Regions from separate parts of the Homo sapiens genome. Here region 1 is linked to region 2. The links are chromatin contacts, found by Hi-C or POLR2A ChIA-PET in ENCODE. All regions are on one chromosome and are shown on one strand. Each heading gives the region's core, a stretch centred on a gene start or an enhancer-like site at or near the end of the contact. The rest is flanking DNA. Distances are from core to core; before and after follow the strand shown. Region 1 overlaps BRD4 (bromodomain containing 4). Region 2 overlaps BRD4 (bromodomain containing 4).

Region 1 (7,313 bases), core at 42-2,541, 55 kb after region 2:
TGAGAAATCCAAATTGTGTGGCTAGAACAAAGCTACTGTTTACAATATTTTTCATACTAATGCTTCCTGGAGGACCTTCCTTGGCCCCATGTTTAAATTTTGATTAAATGTCAAACTAGTAAAACTATTTGCCTATGCGGGGATGGGGCGGGGGGAGAAGACGGTTAGGCAACACAGTGCCAAATTCAAAACTCCGTACTAGCTCTGACAGCGAACACCTTTAGATTCAGAGGAGAAAAGTAGCCTTAAACAGGACAATTCAGCCTATCTACTGAGATCATCTTATCAAAAGGAGTAACTGTCATTACAATAAAATGCAATACAACAATACAATAAAATGCAACAAAGCCACGAAGAAGGAAAAAGGCTGCCCAGCATTCTAGCACCTATTTGCACAATTAGCCCACAGAGTTACTTACAAACAATATTCCCCTTATATAGTCTGTGTTCTGTTTTTGATGGGGCACTGAATACAGAACCTATCTGCCAACTTTAACTGTAATGCGATAACCAGAGCTCACACAACCACTTCTCGACTGTTTCTGTCAGGATGTTTCCAGTTTTTTAAGTATCAACATTACAGGGTTGAGAAGGACCAACAAGCATTTGATGGCTAATGATGACAAAGTCCTTGATCAAGATGCCAGCAAGAACATTCACCACAACAGACTCCATGCAGAATGCTTGGAGTGATGCCCTCTGAGCCCCAAAGCACTTGCTCTCACATTTGACCACCAAGGTAGGATGAAAGAGCTCAGGGTACAAAGAAATATCCACTCATCCGTCACAGTGAAGGATTACCTTCATTATGTCCTCTCCAGAGGTAAACCCAAAGTCCCTCTGATCGCTAACTTTTTTACACTTACCACATAATCCCAACCCACTCTATTCTTCCGCAAGTCATTCAGAGAAGGCATACGGTGGTGACATAAATGCTGACGACTACCAGGTCCCCCGGATCTCCAGCCGTCTGTTTGTTTGCCCACAGGAACACACAGTGTGTGCTGGCAATAACTAAACAAGCTTTTCTGCCCAAGGAGGCTGAGCTCACTCAGTGCCTCGAGGCTCCCCACCATAGTTACAAGTGCTGGCCTAACCAAGCTGTGCCTGGAATCAGCCTTGTCACTGTGCCGGGGGAGTAGGAAACAGTTAAAACACATTTTTATGCTTTCATTTCTATAATAAATGCATCAGATATCACATGAAATCAGCTCTAGGACTGACTGAGCACCTGCCTGCTATACATTTTCCAGGCCGCCAGTGCCCTGCCAGGGGATGTGCTGAGCAGCCAAACCCAGCCTGGCCATGATGCTTGTAGTAAGCTGGCAGACAATGTACGAGCAACAACTTTCCCAGTTAAGCGCCAACTTTCCCTGAGTGTCCACATGCTTAGGGAAGAAGGTTGGACTTAAACCAACAAGCAATTACTGAATGCTTACTGAGACATGGGGCTCAATGTGTCTGTATGCTGTATTCCGACCTCACAAGAACCTCGCACAGGGCAGGGATTAGGGTCTCAGTTTTGCAGCCAAGGAAGCTGATGCGAGAAGAAATCGGTAATTCATCTAAGGTCACACCTGACTCCTCACCTTATACCCCCAAAAAATCATTTCCTGATGGATCAAGGGCATGAATTGGAAGGGCAAAACCTTACAACTTCCAGAAGAAAATATAAAATATATTTCACTTCAGGATAGTGTTCTTCCCACCAACCGTAAAACAAAGATTCATAAATTCACCTACATTAAAATTAAGACCATCTTTTTTTTTTTTTTTTTTTTGAGACGGAGTTGTTGCCCAGGCTGGAGTGCAATGGCGCGATCTCAGCACACCACAACCTCCACCTCCTGGGTTCAAGCGATTCTCCCGCCTCAGCCTCCCGAGTAGCTGGGATTTCTCCCACCTCAGCCTCCCAAGTAGCCAGGCAGGAGCCACCACGCCTGGCTAATTTTGTATTTTTAGTAGGGACAGGGTTTCTCCATGTTAGTCAGGCTGGTCTCAAACTCCTGACCTCAGGTGATCCACCTGCCTTGGCTACCCAAGTGCTGGGATTACAGGCATGAGCCACAGCACCCAGCCTGAAATGTTATTTCTTAATAATAAGACTTGAAAGGTGAAACTGATCCATGGGCTGCTGTATGGATGTTTTAGCAGGCACGAAAACATTCACCTCCTTGTGCATGTCCATCAGAGGTCTTGGGTGACAAGGTGCATCACCAATGAGTTGTAATATTTTGAAAAATATTTTTTCTAAGCAGTAGGTCTCAACAGCGGGCTTAAAATATTCTGCAAATGATGCTGTAAACAGATGTGCTGTCACCCAGACTTTGTTTTTCCCTTTACAGAGCACAGGCAGAGTAGATTTAGCATAATTTAGATTTACCATAATTCTTAAGGTCCTTGGATATTCAGAATGGCTAATGAGCAGTAGCTTCAACTTAAAGTCATCAGCTACAGTAGCCCCTAATGAGAGGCAGCCTGTCCTTTGAAGCCAAGTATTGATTTTTCTACAGCTATAAAAGCCTAGATGGCATTTTCTTCCAATAAACTATTTTGTCTACACTAAAATGTTTACTGTAGCCACCTTTATCAATTATCTTAGCTAGATCTGGATAACTTGCTACAGTTTTTCCATCAGCACTTGCTGCTTCACCTTGCACTTTTATGTTTTGGAGATGGCTTCTTTCCTTAAACCTCATGAACCAACCTCTGCTGGCTTCAAACTTTTCTTCTGCAGCTTTCTCACCTCTTTCAGCCTCCAAAGAATTGAATAGAGTTACTACGGCCTTGCTAGATTAGGCTTTGGCTTAAGGGAATATTGCAGCTGACCTGATCTATCCAGACCACTACAACTTTCTCCATGTCAGCAATAAGGTTGTTTCACTTTCTTATCACTCAGGCATTCACTGGAGTCACACTTTTAATTTCCTTCGAGAACTCCTTTGCATTCACAATCTGGCTAACTCTCTGGCTTAAGCAGCCTAGCTTTTGGCTTTCAAAATATGTTATTGGCCTTTTAGCGTTGTTAAAGGGTATTGCTCTGTCATCCAGGCTGGAGTGCAGTGGCATGATCACAGCTCGCTGCAGCCTCAACCTCCTAGGCTCAAGCAATCCTCCCATCTCAGCCTCCCAAGTAGCTGGGACCACAGGCGTGTGCCACCATGCCTGGCTACTTTTTCCATTTTTTTTATGAAGACGAGGCCTCACTATGTTGCCCAGGCTGGTCTCAAACTCTTGTCCTCAAGCGATCCTCCCACCTACGCCTGCCAAAAAATGCTAGGATTACAGGCATGAACCCCACGCCTGGCCATTTTTAGCTTCTGACTTGGTGTGAGAGACGCGAGACCCTTCCTTTCATCTGAACACTTTAAAGGCTATTATAGGGTTATTAACCGGCCTAATTTTAAGACAGTTGTGTCTCAAGGAATAGAGAGGTCTGAGGAGAGGAAAAGAGATGGGAAATAGTCAGTAGCTGGAGCAGTCAGAACACAAACATTTATAGACTGAATTCACCTTCTTAGATGGACATGGTTTGTGGTTCCCCAAAACTATGATAATGACACCCAAAATCACTGATCACGAATCATAACAGATATAATAGTCTGAAACGTTGGTCACATTACCAAAATGTGACACAGAGATGAAGTGAGCACACGCTGTTGGAAAAATGGCACTGATAAAAGACTTGCTCAATGCAGGGTCACCACAAATTCTCAATTTGTAAATAAAAAAACCGCAATTATCTGCAAAGCACAATAAAACGAGGTATACCTATACATGCAACAAACACAAAACCGGTAAACTCAAAATTCAGGATGGGCAAGGAAATGAAGTAGGGAAAGGAACACACACAGGAAGCAGAGGTGACTGAACTGGTCAGGCCAAGTCTCCTCAAGTTGAGTGACACAAATCAGAATCACTCAAAATTGAAAGGCTAACCAAAACACTGCACCGTCAATCACCTACAGCACCTTCAGTGAAGTAAGAGCGCTGCAGGGTGGGTAGGAGCAATTCCCTCTGCTGTGCTTGACCCTCATCAGTAACAAGCAGAGCTAACTCTGACAGGTGGATGGAGTGCTTCTGCTACCCAATCTCACTGACAGGGAAACAGGATCAAAGATTAAGCAACCTGCTCCAGATCACTGCCAATGTCTCCAAATTCCAGTGGGTGAATGTCCATTTTGAGCTTCAGTACCACTAGTCACAGTGGTACTCATCTGTGCACCTGCTTAGGTAGTATATTCCATTTTCAGCAAGTTCTAATTGCCCATATAAAACACATCAGAGGTACAGAGATCTTTAAGCACAAAATGCAACACTGAGTCTATCTCATGCCCTTTCCAGGACAAGACAATGCCAAAAAGGAAAAAAGCCTGGGCGCGGAAGTGAGCACCTATAGTCCCAACTACTTGAGAGGCTGAGGAGGGAAGAGGATGTCCTGAGCCCAGGAGTTCTGGGCTATATTGCATGGTGCCAATCAGGTGGCCGCACTACGTTTGGCATCAGTGTGGTGACCTCCAAGGAGTGGGTACTACCAGATTGCCTAAGAAGGGGTGAACCAGCCCAGGTCGGCCAGATGTGGTGGCTCACACTTGTAATCCCAGCATTTTGGGAGGCCCTGGCGGGCGGATCGCTTGAGGCCGGGAGTTCGAGACCAGCCTGGCCAACAAGGCAAAACCCCAACTATATTAAAATACAAACATTAACTGGGCATGGTGGCGGGCATCTGTAATCTCAGCTACTCAGGAGGCTGTGGCACAAGAACTGCTTGAACCCGGGAAACAGGCTGCAGTGAGCCAAGACTGTGCCACTGCACTCCAGCCTGCACAAAAGAGTGAGTGAGACTCCGTCTCAAAAAAAAAAAAAAAAAAAAAGTTGCGGGGCCGGGGGGGGGGGGGGGGGTGGGTCGCGTAGTGAAGAAAAAAAAGAAAGGGGGCAAGTCAAAACTCCCATACCTATCAGCAGTGGGGTCATGCATGTGACTCACCACTGTACTCCAGCCTGGGCAACACAGTGGAGACCTCGTCTCTTAAAACGGTAGGTTGGCTGGGCGCGGTGGCTCACCCCTGTAATCCCAGCACTTTGGGAGGCCCAGGCGGGTGAATTACGATGTCAGGAGTTCGAGAGCAGACTGGCCAATGTGGTGAAACCCTGTCTCTACTAAAAATACAAAAATTAGCTGGGTGTGGTGGCGTGCACCTGTAGTCCCAGCTACTCAGGAGGCTGAGGCAGAACAATCGCTTGAACCCAGGAAGCGGACGTTGCAGTGAGCCAAGATTGCGCCACTGCACTCCCGCCTGGGCAACAGAGCGAGAGTCTACCTAAAAAAAAAAAAAAGTAATAGTATAAGCTGTGACACTGGATGAAGAAAGTGGCAAAAATAAAAATTTGTAAGAAAAAAATTGAGGACATAAATTTTTAAAAAGGGGGCAAAAAACATAAGCTGAAACTCCTTAAACTTTAAACATCTGGGCTGGGCGCGGTGGCTCAAACTTGTAATACCAGCACTTTGGGAGGCCGAGGCGGGAGGATCACGAGGTCAGGAGTTTGAAACCAGCCTGCCCAGCATGGTGAAACCCCGTCTCTACTAAAAATACAAAAAATTAGCCGGGCATGGTGGCACACGACTGTAGCCCCAGCTACTTGGGAGCCTGAGGCAGGAGAATTGCTTCAACCCAGCAGGTGAAGGTTGCAGTGAGCCAAGATTGCACCACTGCACTCCAGCCTGGGAGACAGAGCAAGACTCCATCTCAACAAACAAACAAACAAACAAACAAAAATAAAAACTTTAGGGCCGGGTGCGGTGGCTCACACCTGTAATCCCAGCACTTTGGGAGGCTGAGGCGAGCAGATCACAAGGTCAGATCAAGACCATCCTGGCTAACACGGCGAAACCCCATCTCTACTAAAAATACAAAAAATTAGCCAGGCGTGGTGGTGGGCGCCTGTAATCCCAGCTACTCGGGAGGCTGAGGCAGGAGAATGGCATGAACCCAGGAGGTGGAGCTTGCAGTGAGCAGAGCAGAGATTGTGCCACTGTACTCCAGCCTGGGCGACAGAGCAAGACTCCACCTCCAAAAAAAAAAAAAAAAAACCAACAAACTGTCAATCTCTGGTAGGTTTAAAAGGAATCTTTGCTATCATCTAAAAGACAAACAACAATTGTCGGCAAAGATGTGGAGAAACTGGAACCCTCATATGTCCAGCAATGTAAAATGGGGCAGCCACTGTAAAACAGTCTGGCAGTTCCTCCAAAAGGTTAAAACATAAATAATGAATGTCCCAGAAATTCCTCCCCTACGCATATGCCAAGAGAAAGGGAAACATTTCTACATAAAAAGTGTGTGTGGGCACTCACAGAGGTATTATTCATAAGAGCCAAAAACTAGAAACCAAAATATCCATGAACTGATGAACGGATAGTGTCATTTCTAAGGATACAACCAGATTTTCTGAAATTGGGGGTAGGGGAGGGGAATCAAAGATGTTTCCTTCTCAAGGAGCAAACCGGGTAGTGTGGCAATCAATTCTGAGGCTCCATGCTGCCCTTCCAAGGACTGAGGTACTGTACCCAAGAATCACTGTGCCGGAGTGAAGGACAAAGCAATCAAGTCATCCAGGCACAAGTCACAGAACACTGAGTGCGGAGAGAGGCAGAGCTTGCCAATCTGGCTTCACCGGGGGCTCCTCTCACCTGTTCTCTGTCTGCTCAAGAGTTGGTAAGCACCCTCGCACTTAAAACATTCCAAAACCCAAGCTTTTGTGGTTACATTCTGAGGCAATGCATAGAGAAATGTTAATTCTGTGAGCCTTTTCAAGGTGACATCAAGACAGAAACTACTTGCTGTGGAAATCATTGTACAAAGTGGGTAGGAGTGAGAAGCCCACTGATAGGATGAGTCCCCTGGGAGCTGATGAAAGGGTGAGATCCAATCCATTTTTAAACAGTCCTTTTTTTTTTTTTTTTTTGAAAGAGAGTCTCACTTTGTTGACCAAGCTGAAGTGCAATGGCGTGATCTCAGCTCACTGCAACCTCCGCCTCCTGGGTGACTGGAACTATAGGAGCATGGCACCATGTCCGGCTGATTTTTGGATTCCCCCCCCCCCCCCCCCCCCCCGAAGGAGTCTCACTCTGTGGCCCAGGCTGGAGTGCAGTGGCGCGATCTAGGCTCACTGCAAGCTCCGCCTCCCGGGTTCACGCCATTCTCCTGCCTCAGCTTCCTCAGTAGCTGGGACTACAGGTGCCCACCACCACGCCTGGCTAATTTCTTCTATTTTGAGTCGAGACAGGACTTCACCGTGTTAGCCAGGAG
Region 2 (6,773 bases), core at 2,831-5,330:
GAAGCTGAGAGCTTGCCCAACGCCTCCCACTACTCAAGGGTCAGTCACTCACTATAGTGACTGAGTGCATGGCCTGGACAGCAACCTGCTCAGTTTTCCAACAACCTGTGATGGTTGCAATGGTCACATTCATCTTACAGCTGAGAAAAGTGGGGCTTCAGAAGGGAGGGGACTTGTCCAGGGTCACATGGCTAAAAAGCAGCTTCTCGGGGGCCTCCAACTGCATGGCCCTCTAAGGCCCACTCCTTTCCATCCTCCAAAGGGAAGCAGAGAGGCTCAGCTGGGGCTGAGAGCCACAGGACGGTGAGGAACATATCGGCAAGGGAAAACACAGAGAGCCCACTCCGGGAGAAAAAAAAGGAGCAGGCTGGCCTCCTGGGAATGACCAGCTACTAAAGAGGTAGATGGACCTCAGAAGTCCCTGCTTTGGGACACAGTCACCATGCTGCAGACAGAAGGCAGCATACGCCCCCACTCGTGTGGGCCGACGGCTTGGCACCACAGTAGGGTGGATGGGTCCAGGGTGTGTCTGCCCCTGAGAGGTGTACTCGAGAGCCAGCGTGCCCACCTCTGTCCTCACCCCAGAGATTTACACTAAGGGACTTTTGCCAGTTGGATGTCCCCTCACCAAACATGGATGGTGTACAAGCCCCACAGGGGGACATGAGCCCTGGCCAGTGCTCATGGGCTGGCAGGTCACAGTCGCCTGCCACCAGATGGGAGGCCGGGCCCATGGTATGGCGCCTTTTGGATTCCTGTCACTGAGAAGCACCTCATGGCACTGCCTGGCTTCGCCTGAGCTCCTTGTCAGGGTGCTGCCTCTTGCTGCTGGTGTTGGAGGACACATGCTTTGCCCAAATCCAGGCTCCTTCCACTTGGATCTGCTTCGTGGAGGGCCACGCTAAGCTTCTGTGAGGCACGTGGCCCTCAGTGCAGCATGCCACCAAAAGGGATGGGGAAGGACCTTGTGCCCTGTAAGAGCTCACCACTCCACGCCAGACAAGACACAGACACAGACCTCAGCAGCTACAGACACACGTCCTCGTACAAATGACCAGGGGCTGCAACTGGGGACACGGGGGAACCTGGGGCCCCGCCTAAAACCTGCATACAGGGCTCAGGACGCTCTGGGTCAGAGTATGACATCTGATGAGAGAGATACTGTTGTGGGTGAGACATGCCAGAAGGGAAAGCTTGAGTAGATTTGCAGTGTCAGGGCAACAGGGAGTCTGACTGCTGTGGTGGTGGGGGGAGGAGCGCTGGCTGCAGAGGTTGGCAGCCACAGGACCAGGGGGACCCTGCACACTAGGGAACTGGGAAGAAAAGGCCAGGGCTTCTCTCCTGGCACAAGGAGGTGATGGAGCCGCGCTGTCTGGGGGCATGCTGGGCACACCTTGGAGGGGACCCGGGGCAGAAGGCGGAAGGTAGGGGGAAGCAGCAGGGCCACCGTGTGAAGTCCGACTAGGAGAAGCCTCAGGGATGTGTCCAGATATAGAGTTGAGGGAAAAAGTGTGTGTGCAAGGGAAGGATATGCTGGGGCTCGCCTGTTGTCTCGTGGCCTTGGAAGAAACCTTGTTTTTTTGGTTGTAAAAGAGGGATGGTCACTCTAACCCCTCACAGCCTGCAGGCTGTGAGCAGAGGCCCATAGGAGAAGATGTAGGGACAAAGCGCAGCAGGGCCTGTGGGGGGTTCCAGGGGGCATGTCTCAGCTGCCTTGGAAAGGCCACAGGGAATATCCTGAGGACTTGTCTCCAGGGCCCCTTGCAAGTGCTGGGGCCCCCAGGCAAGGCAGGCCTAAAAAGTGGGGGAGAGAAGGCGGCATGTGCACGGCAGACCCCCAGGACCAGATGCCTAAAGGGGCTGGTGGTAGAGGTACCCCCTTCTGGCCCATGTGGTCTGAGCCTTGTGTCAGAGTTACCAGTAAAAGACAAGACAGGAAGTGCACAGCTTCACAACACACCAGCCCCAAGACACCCCCACACAAAACTCTCTAGAAAGGGTTACATGAAGATGGCCTCAAGTACGGTGTGATCTTTATTCCATGACAATCTTCAACTCAACACAAATTTCATCTTTACATAGGATGGTAATTGTACAAAGAAATAAAATGTTTTTTAAAAATCCGATTAAAACACTGATTCCACCCACCCCCCAGCCCCACTCCAGTGAAGGAGGTAATGGAGGGTAAGGTCAGGGCAGAGGAGAGGAGTCCCCATCTGCACTGAGCGGCCGCCTCCCGCCCCTCCTCAGGACCCACAGCCAGCTGGTGCGTCGAGGCCCGGCTGGCACTTCCTGCACAGGAGGCTGCCAACAAGAAGTGAGTGGGCACTGTCCTCTCTGGCTGTTCCTGGGGCACCAAGCACAGGTGACAGCTTAAGTCTAATGAGCTTTCAAGTTCAACAAGCCCTGAACGTTCTCTGCCAGATGGAAGCCCCACGGGCAAGAAGGACAGGGTCCCTGGACAGCGAGGTTGAAAGGACCCTGGAGGAGAGCTGGCTTGTGGCTATGGCCCATGTGCACACGTGTGTGCGCGTGCGTGCGTGTGTCGGGGGCAGCATGCAGGCCCGACACTGGTAATCAGGCTGCCATTTGGTCCAAGAAAGCAGAATCTTCCCAGAAAGACAATGCCAGCAGCTCCCCAATTGTCCTGTGGGAATCTGGGCATGAAGGCTCTCCTGCCTGCTCCTGTCTCAGGCAGGCGGGACTGCAACAGGAACACATCAGGCGCAGGCCAAAGGGCAGCTGAGAATAGTTTGTTTGGCAAACAGAGCTTAACTGGAAGCTGGATGCCCAGAAAGGATCAAGAGCAGCCCAGGAACTCCTGAGCATCAATGCAGGGCCCCGGGAGGCCCTGGTGAGGCCAGGGCTAGCCCCTGCTTCCACAGCAAATCTGGGGCAGTTGCAGCTGCTCAAGCCCAAGGAGCTGAGGAGAGCTGCCAGAGTTCCCAGGCAGGTGGGGAGCCTGCACCCAAGGGCTTGCCCATGGTGATAGCCCACTTCCAGTTCCAGAAGAAGGCAGGCCTCTAGGAAGCACCCACAATCTACACTTTAAAAAAGGAGAAAAAATGAAAAGCCCCTGAAACGCAGATGCAGTTCCTCAGGGGACTTTTCATGTCAGGCAGTTTTCTGCTGAGATGCTGGATTTGTGACCAAAAAAGGGCTGGTATTTATTTTTAGAGCAAAAAAGCCTATTTGTGTCTCTGGGAGGGCTTGGATGATGTGGCCACACTCGCCTGCCCCAACCCCAGGGGCTGTCGTCATTCTAAGGGACTGAAGACGGGGAAAATGTTCACACTGTTAACACCAGTCAGAGGTGTCCATGGGGCAGTCCCTGAGGGTCTGTGACACCCTCTCTGGTCCACCAGCCCAGACTCACCCCACTAGAGGAGGCGGGTGGGGTGAGGTGGGGTTGGGGGGATGATAGGCCCAAGGCCCTTCACCAGTGCCTGCCTGGCAGGTCCTGCATACTGCAGCCTGGTTCCAGGAGGTACTTTCCCTATGTGACTTGAGAAGACGGAGGCCAAAGAAACTGGGGAAATGCCCACCAGGCAACTTAAGCTTTTGGAAATGCACGGGAACAATGGAGACGAAGGAGGAAAGACTCCAAAAGGCTCAGAGTCAGCGGTGGCTCGAGCCTTACAGGGCACCAGTGAGAAGCATGCTGTGGGAAGAGCCTCACTGAGCCTTCCAGGGTCTAGAGGCCTTGCCTCTAAAGCTCCCACTCCTTATCTAGGACAGCTCTAGAGGTCAGAGTGTTCTTCCGCACACTGAACGAGAGCTCTCCTGGACTGATGTCACTGCAAGGTTCAGGAGGGAAGTAGTTAGGGTCCAAAGTCCCAGAAAAAGAGGGATGGGACAAAGAGAGAAAACATACTTGGGGTCTGGCTTTGCACACAGAGTAGCACCACATGAATGCATGTGTTGGGGATTGTCATCACCCTCCAGGAGATGCCACCCACCCAGAGGACCCCAGAGAACCAGGAAGGCTGGGCAGGACAGCCAGGCAGTCTTTACACAGAGAGGCCTGGGCGGCTGGCCAGGCAGGCAGCCTTCCCGAAGGCGGGACTAGGCGTGTGCTGCTGGACATGACTAATCCACCCCGGGGGACAGGCCCAGGGCTCTGAGGAATTCCATAACTTGATGGAGTCCTGTCCCTTTCACGGAAGAAAATGGACTTAAGCTATAGCTTGCTGGGAAGGAATCTGGAACTGAAGACCGTTTTATTAAGAGTCCGTGTCCAATGATTAGGCAGGACCTACGTAGAGGGAGAGAGAAACCAGTGTGAGAGAAATGGTGTGGAATGTACCATTTAAGTCACAAGAACAGAAGAACCGCAGACTGAGCCAACCTCCTGCGCCCTGGTGGCTGATGGGCACAAGAACGGCACTGGAGACTGGAGCCCTGCCCCGTGCCTGGCTAACCCTGGGTAGGGACAGACCCACCGCCCGCTTAGAAAGGTCACAGAGGCAGAATGCATGGATGCCTTGGAAACCGCCCCCAGCCTGCTCAGCTTCTAGAGAGTGGCCCTGGTTCCCACTAGCAAGCTCCACGTGTGCCCTGCCTGAGCGCACGCCGGCATTTCCTTTACTGCCCTCAAGTGGCTTCTTTTGAATTTGAGTGATGCCCCTGCCCTGTCCCACCAGCCAGGTGTGGCAAGCCCACCAGGCCCCTGCTGACTCTGAGCTCATCTCACCCAGGGGCTGTGCACTGTCTAGTCTCAGGAAGGCGATGCCAGCCCTTCCTCCTGGGTCTACAAGAAAGGAGGTACCAGAATGCAGGACCCCCAGTGGAGGGGAAAGAGCAAACAGCCTCATCTCTGCATTCCTCCAGATCCCCCAAACAAAAAGCTCAAACTCTAAAAAGCAGAACCTATTATATACACTGTTGAGGAGGAGAAAAAAAAGAAAAAGAAACAGGCTAAGGAATAAAGTCTTGTCCTTTCTTTCCTTTTTTGGGGTATCCAACATGGCTCCCTGGACCAGGGAGGGGCACTGGGCTTGTTCCCACCCACGTAGCAGAGCGGATGCCTCTGCTGGAGTCACGGATGCAACCGACGTGCTACTCCCTGGCCCCTGAGTGCGGGCATGGGAAAAACCCGCCCACTGGCGGCCTCTCACTCTGGGCCACATTCCACAAGGCTCGCCCTCACCCGCCCATGAAGCCCCAGAATCCCTCCAGCTGCAAATGCTGGCTGTTTGTGGGGGGAGTCACCTGGCTGTGCAGACAGAAAGGCTACTGCCCTATCTTCAAGTCTCTTCCTACTCCCCCACCTCCAGGGTCCTCACCATTCCCCTAGGTAAGCGCCACACTCTGGAGCAGGCAAGCAGCAGGCCTGGAGATGGACTAAGTCCCTCAAAGACCCTGGGGGTCAGGAAGCTGAGGCTGGTTGTGTGGTAAGAACGCCCCATGGCCTCTGTCTGCACTTCCCAGCTCAAATCTTTCCAAAACATCAAGCATTCCTTTTTCCCCTGGAGCTATTAAGAAACACCCACATGCTCCAATCCTGGGAAAAGGAAGCCAGGAAACTAAAATAGCTGGACTGCGCTCCCGTTCCAACTAGACGACCAGACCAAAGCCCAGGAGGATCTCTCACACCTCCCTGAGACCCTGTCCCAGCCCAGGTAGCTGAGGTTAAACGGGTATTCCTAAGAGGGACATAAGCTGTGGGGACACTTCTGCTCACAAAGACCTGTGCATGACACTTGGGAAGAACCAGATGTCAGCTATGTGACAAGTGAAAGCTAGAAGATTCCTAGGACATGCCCTGCCCCATGTGCTTGGCAGACCTAACCCCAGTGCTAATGACAGCAAAGCCACAGTACTGTCCACAGCCCACCTGGGACAGTGTCTTCCTCCAGCCTGCTCCACCCAGGTCTGCAGATGCCCTAGGGGTGGTGGGAGAGTGGCATTTGTGCCCTACCCCTGCCTGTCTCAATACAGAATCCTCAAGCAGCTCCAGGCTTTAGCTGGAATCACAGCTCAATGGAAGACCACAGCCCAAGCAATAGCTGGAATCAGAGGAAGTGGTAGGGCTGGCCCACTGCACTGCATGCTGCTGGGGCAGAGGGTGGGGAATACATGGTGGCCTGGGACACAGCTGGGAAAGCAGCACCCACCCCCGCCATCCTCCTCCTGCCTGTGTTCCGTTGCTCCCTGAACTAGAGCCTGGCCCCAGAGGACCACCCCACGCCTGCATCAGTCCACAGCATCCCGGTCTATGGATAGCTACCAAGAGGGGTGTTCATGTATCACACCCCCCAGCCTCAATCTAGTGACTCCATTCGTTTTCTTCTGGTGATTCATGTCTCAGGGCCGTTGTCAGCGGAACTAACCCCGTAGTATAAGTGACAAAAATAGGCCCTTTCAGGAATTTCGGCTCCAATCCAAATGGAAACACAAGAACGGGGGGGGGGGGGGGGGCGGGGGCGCGGGCCTGCAAATCAACTAGGCACCAAAAGACCAAAGGGAAATAATGTTCCCCCACCCTGACCCACTCCCGTTAAGGCAGAGCTGCCTGTAACGGGCCATGGACATCAGGGCTGCCGGGATTCCTGGACCCAGGAGAGCAGCTGCTGAAGGAGCTACGCCCCCTCTGCCCCCCGCCCTGAGAGTGCAGAGTCCTGTGCGGGACAGGGCAGCAGAAGGCTGTATTTACTGGTGCCAGGGTGTGGGTTCCCATTTCGGGATCTGCCGTACGAAACCCTCGCAGCGGCCCCTCCTGAGAGGAGAAGCACCCTGCCGGCCCACGACAGAGCTCACTCAGTGCACACAGA

What was found. A loop is a pair of places that touch in the nucleus more often than their neighbours do. ChIA-PET counts read pairs that join two places held with the same protein, here RNA polymerase II (POLR2A).
Region 1: a loop to region 2 is called in a map of astrocyte of the cerebellum, with 5 times the contacts of the local background. The contact joins two enhancer-like sites. A Hi-C loop is called at or near these places in 3 of 168 maps with a recorded cell type or tissue (G401, astrocyte of the cerebellum and chondrocyte). POLR2A ChIA-PET finds 5 or more read pairs at or near these places in 11 of 52 experiments (AG04450, BJ, PC-9 and 6 more).

What each region holds. Positions count from the first base shown.
Region 1 is chr19:15,303,263-15,310,575 of GRCh38, forward strand. All of the region lies in intron 1 of BRD4 (bromodomain containing 4), which reads right to left. Among named protein-coding and RNA genes, the nearest start is that of BRD4, 26 kb to the right of the region's middle. Within about 2 kb of position 1,292, at least 9 of the 41 ENCODE cell types and tissues checked have a DNase peak (open chromatin) inside an H3K27ac peak, as active enhancers do.
Region 2 is chr19:15,245,036-15,251,808 of GRCh38, forward strand. The region is part of intron 11 of BRD4 (bromodomain containing 4); the gene reads right to left. Among named protein-coding and RNA genes, the nearest start is that of EPHX3, 16 kb to the left of the region's middle. RefSeq lists an enhancer at 5,509-6,380. Within about 2 kb of position 4,081, at least 28 of the 41 ENCODE cell types and tissues checked have a DNase peak (open chromatin) inside an H3K27ac peak, as active enhancers do.